3 separate regions of the Homo sapiens genome follow, and all the other regions are linked to region 2. Evidence: chromatin loops called from intact Hi-C (ENCODE). Cell type or tissue: chondrocyte. All regions are shown on one strand. Region 1 has its middle 34 kb from the start of LINC02210. Region 2 holds the start of LOC124904016 (a long non-coding RNA gene). Region 3 overlaps MAPT-AS1 (MAPT antisense RNA 1).

Region 1 (2,500 bases), 160 kb before region 2:
AATTCCTGACCCCTTTGGCTCAGCTGCCCTTCCCCACAAATAAAAACCAACAAACAGGACAAATCAGGACAATAAAGAAGATTCATGCTAAGCTGTGGCAGAGGGGGGAAGGTATGATCGGGTGGGGGTGGGACAAGGAATGGCCAGGGAAGATAACTGGGTCAGGTTGGACCCTGGGCTGGGAGGGGGAGGGCAAGGCCCATCACCACAACTTAAGCAAAACCTAAGCTGCCCCCAGGTGCCATAGGTCCCTGTCCCAGCAGGGAGGCTGATGGGCCTGGGCCCATGCCCCTCCCCACCTTTGGGGGTCAGATAGTGGCCACCCAGGTCTGCTGGGTTGGGGCCTGACACAGGCTGTGCATGCCCATTCGGGCTGCCTGTGGAGAGAGAATGGAGTCACTGTTTAACCATGCTACCTGCCTCAGCCCCAGCAGACCACAGGAGGTTGGCCCCAGACTCAATGAGTGCCTGCAGCAGCCGTACAGACACAGCATCCTTGGCCACCTCATGCCCATCCCGGCCATCTAGGATCAGCACAACCCAGATGAGGCCGCTGAAGGGCACCGGATGCCCAGGAATCACCACCTGGTACCAGAAGCGGTGCCAGCCAGCAGGTCCTATGCCCAAACACTTGGTGAGGAACACAGAGCTGCCCAGCTTCATTCGTTGGCACAGCAACTGCAGGGTAGCCCGAGCCCCTTGGGACCCTAACTTGTCCCTTGCCAAGGCCAACTGGCTGCCGTCTGGCTGTGGGGACCACAAGGAGGGACCCACAAGCTGCTGGCGAAGTCGCTGCTTCAGTTCTGGCTTGAGCCACTCCACAGCCACCTGCTCTCCACAGAGGTGTGGCTGCCCTTCCTCCAGGGCCTTTTTGGCCATGGCAGCGGTCCAGTGCGAGCTGAATTTGAGCAGAGCGATCTGCCCGGGCGCCGGTCCGGGGCTGGGCAGCAGCCGCGCCTCCTGCAGGCCGGGACCCAGCGGCTGCAGCGCGGGCTGCAGCGCGGTGCGGGTCAGATTCGGCGGCAGGCAGTCAACGCTCAGCTCACACTTCCCGGTGCTGCGGCACAGAAGCAGCGGGCAGGACGGCCGCAGCGGGTGGTTGTGCAGCGGGCGATGGCGGCCTGCGCGCCGCGCCGCGAGCTGCAGCGGGCATATGCGAAGCCGCGGTTCAGGCCGCTGAAGGTCATCATCAGGCGGAACTCGTAGAGGCGGCCCACGCGCTGGAACAGCAGGATAGCTGGTGCTCATACACTTCCTGAGGCAGCCGCCCGATGAACACCTCTGACCCAGCCGGCGGCGGGCTGCCCACCCAGCCTGGGGGTGGCCCGCCATACTTCCTCTGCCCGTTCACCTGCACCAGGCGATGCCTGTCTGCCTGACCCACGCCTCCAGCGCCGCCTTGTTCTCTGGCTTCACCCTCTCACACCACAGCTCACAATCCCGCGTGGACTGCATGGCTCTCTATTCTCTTTTTTTTTGAGACGTAGTTTCACTCTTGTTCTCCAGGCTGGAGTGCAATGGCAGGATCTTGGCTCACCGCAACCTCCGCCTCCCGGGTTCAAGCGATTCTCCTGCCTCAGCCTCCCAAGTAGCTGGGATTACAGGCACCCGCCACCATGCCCAGGTAATTTTTGTATTTTTAGTAGAATTTAGGAGTTTCCTAAATTCTGGGGGCTTGTCTCCCTGTTCCCCCACCCCGACTAATTTCCCTCGGTCGCTGCCACTGCCCCGTCCCTTAGGTCGCTCGGGCCGCCCCACTCCGAGACTTTTTTTTCTTTCGCTGGTTCTTTCAGCTTCAGTTTCCCTAGAGGGCGGGAGGGGAATATTTGGGGGCTCTCCTGCCTTCCTCTCCGAGCCGCGGAAGGGGAGACGCAGGGAGGAGGTCCGACCGGCTTTGGGCTCCAGCCAGGGGTCCGCGGAGACTATGGTCTCCGAAGGCCTTAGACGCGGGGCATTTCGCCAGCTGCGCGTCTCTCTCAACCGCGCCACCAAGCCCGGAGTCCAGCCGCGCCTCGCTGCGCCCAGCCCCGGCGCCCCAGGCTCTCTGCCCCCGACTCAATGCTCCCGCGCTCCCCCAAGCAGCCGCTGCGCCACCTCGCCCCGTCCCAGGCTCGTAGGCTGCTCAGCTCACGTGACCGCGCTCCGTTAACGGAAGAAACGAGATGGAGGCTGAAGGCGATCCGCAGTGGGGCCCCAGCCATTCGGATTGAGCCTTCTCCCTCCAACCGCTTCCGCAGGCCGGGCCCCTCCTGCCCTGCCCCTCTGGCCTCCCCACCCGGCCCCAGCCGCCCCCACTGCGCCCATTGCGCCCGCCCCTTCCCGGCCGCTTTCCCTTCTCCCTCCGCCTCGGCTCCAACATGAGGGGCCGGCGGGGCAGGCCGACCAAGCAGCCCGCGGCTCCCTCTGCGGAGCGCTGCGCCCCGGCCCCGCCGCCGCTGCCGCTGCCCACGTCCGGACCCATCCGGGGTTCCGCTCGCGGCAACGCGGTAGCAGCCCGGGC
Region 2 (2,500 bases):
GTCGGGCACGACGCCCACCTCTGTCCGAAGACTTCGGATGAGCTCCCTCTCCCCAACCGCGAAACGTGAGGGGTGCACGCCCGCAGTCCCTCATCAGCAATTCCCAAGCTCCAAAGCTCCCTGGAAGCCCAGAGGCTTTTCGTAATCCAATTGGTGGCAAAATTGCGCTTGAACTGATGTGAGGCTGCTGATGGTCTTTATTTATCGCACTTGTGTGAATATTCATGTTTCGCTGCAGAAATGCAAATGAGCTCGATGGTCGGCTGCTGCCCCAAGCCCTGCTGGGAGGTTATATAACCTACTGCAGGTGTGTGCCCCATATTATCTTTCCAAGTCCCAGCTGTTCTGTATTCCGAAGCGCATCTGGGCACGGAACGGGGGATTGCGGGCCTGCCCCGGCCCAACCGACTTGCCCGTCTCCCAGGAGTCTGGGGTCAGATGAGAGGGTGGATGTGAAAGTCAGGCGTCTGCTTCCCTTTGAGGGTGCTTCCAGCATTTCAGTTCCTTTTTTTAAAGAACTCTTGATGGGTTTGTTTCAGAAAGACGTCCGGTTAAGTGAGGTTGTTTTTTTCCCCCTCTTCAGAGTCCAGTTGTGTTCATCTGGGAAATCGAAAATAGAGCACGTTTTAAAAACAGGTCTTACATCCTCAGAACACTCTAGGCGACCCTGACATTTTGAACTTTAGGAACTTTTCAGAGAGGGGCAGCCCGAGGGGAAAAAAAGATGCTCAGAACCGTTCTGCCATCTGCCACCGGCCGTGTGATGATCTAGGGGCAGTTCTTTTCCTCTCTTAGGGTCTCGGTTTGTTCTTTAGCCCAAAGGGAGGGGTTGGACAGATGACCTCTGATCCTCGGGAGCCTCTGATTTCTTTCGCTGTACCTGATGTCATTACCATGAACACTGATGCCCACTATGTGCCAGGACTGAGTCCGGGATGCCCAGACGAAGGAGACACGCCTCCGTAGGCCCGCTGCTGGGTGTTCCCTCCGCCCGACTCGTTACAATGCAGAGCTCAGGTTTTGAGACTAGGGAAAGGGGAACTGGATTCTGCTGGGTCACCTGCCAGCTGCTGACAGCCACTTAACTTACACGCGAGGACGTTCCCCCAGGCCCAGCGTCCTCTGGTGTAAGCACAATACTTAAGGATTAGGGTTGTGAGCCTTAAACGAGGTAAGGCTTCGAAGCGCTTGACAGCAGCAGGGGGTCCACCCAGGCTGTCTGGGTAGTCCTGGTTTGGCTTCCCTGGGTCTCCGCCGCCTTCACTCAGGCTTCTGCAGCGGTAGCCCGCCGCCTTGTGGCCAGGGTGGGGAACGGCACCCGGCGGGCGGGGCTGGGCACTGCCACTCTGTCCTAGTGACGGTGGGAGGGTGCCTGCCCATCTGAGCAGAGCCCCTGGAGGTGGGGGAATGGCCTTGCTCTTTGAACCTCGCATCTGGCCCAGGGTCTGGCTCAAACAGAGTGCACAGAGAGTGTGTGTTGAGAAGCGCAGAGGTGCGGCAGCCCTTTACCTATGAGCCAGGGCTCTGTAGGTCTGCAAGGGCCAACACCCCAGGCCCCAGGACCAAAGAGGAAGGAGACTGCCCAGGTCCTGACATCTCCTGAGAAGACAGATCACCCCGGCTGCCAGGGCGCCTGCCAGGTGGCCCCTCTGCCCATCCTTCCTCCAGCTCCCAGCAGGTTCCCAGTTGCAGTGGCATATGGAGGGAGGGGCACCGATGATAGGGGTAGGGGACTTACCCAGGGGGGGAATCTAGGACATTGGCCAGAGACAGGCAGCTCTCTGGCCCCACTTGTGACCTCCACAAGTCGCTTTGCATCTCTGGTCCTGTTTCCTCCCCTGTGCGATGTGTGCAATAATACCACGTTCCCTGCCACAGAGCTTTATTCAAGAGGCAGCTGTGGGTCTCCCTGGTGCTCCACCCCCAACAAAGTCCAGGGTAGGGAGTTGGCCCTGCCCCCGCAAGGGAACCCCATCCCTGCTCTTAGTTGTCCCAGGCAGAGTTTCCCCACCATGATCCTCCAGGCCCATTCACTCCTTCATTAGGCATCAACTAGCTGAATACCTGCCAAGCCCTGGTGAGCCTTCGGATCTGGAGAGGACTGAGGCACAGCCACGATCCTGGGGGACTCACCCTCTTGGATAGGAGGCCAGCAAGAGAAGACATGGGGCCGGGGCTCAGAGTGGAGCATAGGGTTGAGAGTGGGTGCCCACCCGGGCAGGGCCTCGTGGGCCCTTGCCAGGAATGTGCACATTATCCTGCAGCCGCTGTGAGGCTTTTAGCAGAGACAGGAATGGGATTGAGAAAAAAATCCCTGTGGCCAGGGCTTCAAGAATGGCTGAAGCTCTTGGTGGTCTCGTGGGCATGTGTGGAAACAGAGGTTTGGGAGATGGATGGGCAGGGTCTGGGGGCCGAGGGAGGTGGGAGGGAAATCAGGTTGAGTTCTAGATTCCCAGCTGGCACTCGTGGGCAGACAGTGGTGCTGCTTCCTGACGGGGGG
Region 3 (2,500 bases), 420 kb before region 2:
TGGGTCCAGGCTGGACGAGGGACTGAGGGTTTTGCTCAGAGTTCTTTTCTCTCTGGACCCAGGGGCCTCCTGCTTTAAGAAGACCCAGTATGTGGGGGAATTTGGGGGCTTCATGAAGCAGCCTCTGAAAGGCAAACCAGAAAGCGTCTCCTGTTTACGAAGGGTTTCTGCATTAGTTTCCAGGTTCTCGGTTGCCTTGGGCTTGTCACTGGGTCTGCTGTCTGACCTTGGGCAGGCTGCTTTCCCTCTCTGTCCTCAGTTCTGGATGATCACTGGAGGCTCTGCCAACACCATTATTCAGACCTCACTGCAATCCCCCAAACCCCACCAATCTTTGCTGCCATTCAAGTCTTTGGGAGCCTGGGGAATACTACTTAAAGGCATTTCTCAGAACAAGGTCTCAGGTCAGGCTCAGTGGCTCACACCTGTAATCCCAACACTTTGGGAGGCCAAGGCGGGAGGATTGTTTGAGCCTAGGAGACCAGTCTGGGCAACATGGCAAAACCCGATCTCTACAAAAAATACACAAAGATTAGCAGGGCATGGTGGCGCATGCCTGTAGTTCCAGCTACTGGGGAGGCTGAGGTGGGAGGATCACCTGAGCCTGGAAGGTTGAGGCTGCAGTGGGCTGTGATCATGCCACTGCACACCAGCCTTGGTGACAGAGCAAGATCCTGTCTCAAAAAACAAACCAAACCAAGCCAAACCAAAACAAAAACAAAAACTCAGAACGTCTCAGATTTTAGCAGCCCAAGGTTCTCTCAGCAGCAGCCCCAGCTGTCTGCTTCCCTTCCAGGTCCCGTTCCAGGGGCAAGGACTGGGTCTGGACCTGGGGGTGGGGGTGGGGAGGGGCCATATGGGGAGTCTCCTCATCTTGCGTACAAATAGTCCAGGAACCGGGGGGCCTGAGGACACTTATTCATGGTGGTCTGATTCTATGGGGTGGGGTAAGTGTCAGGGCATGGACCGTCTTTAGGCATTAAGGACATTCAGTGATGCTGTTTTGGGCTATTTCATTCAATAAAATATCAAAATAACCTCCTCCAGGGCACCTCACCCTTCTAACAACCCAGATTCTAAAGCGTTAACCTTGAGCCCAATAGGGGCTTCAGAACTCTGCTGATTGCTAGTTTATTAAACATATTTTAAATATCATTACTGATTATAATTATCCCCAAATTCCATGAGCCCCTGCTTGCTCTTATCTTCCTGGCCAGTAGGTGGCAGCACAGGAGCATTCAAGGTTCAGGGTTGCAGGAAAAAAGGCGCAAAACGTTGGTGGTTCAGTTAAACTGCAGGACCCAGTACGTGGGGGAATTTGGGAAACCTTTTCTTGGCTCTGCGGTGGTGCCCTGCTTACCACCAGGCACCCACCCACACACCACATCCCAGTGAGCGTGGGCAGGGGAGACCAAGGGAAGAGGATGACTCCACTTCCGGGAGCTCATTTGGGGAAGACGGCATTTGGGGGTATGTCAGGTGCTGTCCTGGAAAGTTTTTCCCCAAACCTGGGTCACACGTAATGAGATAATGCATTTATCTGCCCTGCTGTAAGTGCTTAGCCAGTGTTAGCTGTTCATACACATACTTCACTTCATTTAATCCTTACAACGAACCATTAGGTGAGTCTTAGCAGCCCATTTTACAGATGAGAAAATTGAAGCTCAGAGGGCTGGCTTCTGTTGTCCAGCATCACATGACAAGAGAAAGCAATGTGGGGCTTTGAACCCAGGTCTCAAAGTCCAGCTGTGTTCTCCTTCTAGCTGGCAAGCGGATTGATGCTGAACCTTTATCAAGCAACACACACAGATACTTCTCAAGGAGAATGTGGGGCTATACCTCCCAGGGCACAGGAGTGGGTAGACCCAGAGTTTTCCTGGGGGAGGTGTGATTTCAGAGGAACAAAATCAGAGACCAGGGTGTGTGGAGGGAGGGGCTGTTGAGGATGAGAGCTGGTCCCAGCTGCTGGGCTGGGAGGCAGGAGACCAGACTTGCATTTCGTTTCTGCTGTCCCATTGCTGTGTGACCTTGGGCAGGTCCTGGCCCTCTCTGGGCTTTCCTTTCCTCATCTGTGGATGAGATCATCTCACAGGTCCTTGCTGGTCCCCACTGTCCCAGAAATCCAGAAGCTCCAGTACTAAACCCTCTCATGAACAAAAGAAAACCAAGCCCATGCTCATAAAGCTGGTGCTGGGATTACCAAGGTCACAGACAGAAATGCCAGTTGGCCTGTGTAAAACAGCTCGACCCTGAGGCTGGGCCACCTGGGGCCCTGGGGGTGGCCTTGAGGAGGCTATTCCTGCCCTGGTCTCATCTGAGGGTTCACCTATCACAGGTGAGGCTGTCCAGGAAGCAGGTGCTGTGGTGGTTAGTGGTGGAGCCAGGAGGAAGCAGCTTGCAGCACGGGGAGCCGGCAGCCTGGGATGCAGCCCTGTGCTGCCTCTGCCAGCCCATGGGATCAAAGCAAAGACCACTCTGGGTGGAGACAGCCAGGGCCTGG

Evidence for each region. A loop is a pair of places that touch in the nucleus more often than their neighbours do. Peaks named below come from ENCODE experiments on the same cell type or tissue, not always from the same donor. Only the 100,000 strongest peaks of a DNase experiment are listed, where the experiment ranks them.
Region 1: it touches region 2 in a loop (7-fold over the local background); 16 of 110 quality-filtered maps call a loop at or near these places.
Region 3: a loop joins it to region 2, with 3 times the contacts of the local background. A loop is called at or near these places in 5 of 110 quality-filtered maps.

What each region holds. Positions count from the first base shown.
Region 1 is chr17:45,584,826-45,587,325 of GRCh38, reverse strand. It overlaps the pseudogene DND1P1. Among named protein-coding and RNA genes, the nearest start is that of LINC02210, 34 kb to the left of the region's middle. RefSeq lists an enhancer at 2,031-2,500. In chondrocyte, CTCF peaks have their summits at 759, 971 (motif pointing left) and 2,022; DNase peaks (open chromatin) are centred at 1,387 and 2,080.
Region 2 is chr17:45,427,029-45,429,528 of GRCh38, reverse strand. All of the region lies in intron 4 of ARHGAP27 (Rho GTPase activating protein 27), which reads left to right. It overlaps LOC124904016 (a long non-coding RNA gene), which reads right to left and starts at 966. Exons shown (of 2, transcript XR_007065825.1): 1 at 881-966; 2 at 180-600. In chondrocyte, a CTCF peak has its summit at 1,291 (motif pointing left); no DNase peak of the experiment used is centred here.
Region 3 is chr17:45,851,605-45,854,104 of GRCh38, reverse strand. All of the region lies in intron 1 of MAPT-AS1 (MAPT antisense RNA 1), which reads left to right. Among named protein-coding and RNA genes, the nearest start is that of SPPL2C, 8.0 kb to the right of the region's middle. In chondrocyte, CTCF peaks have their summits at 969 and 1,214 (motif pointing right); no DNase peak of the experiment used is centred here.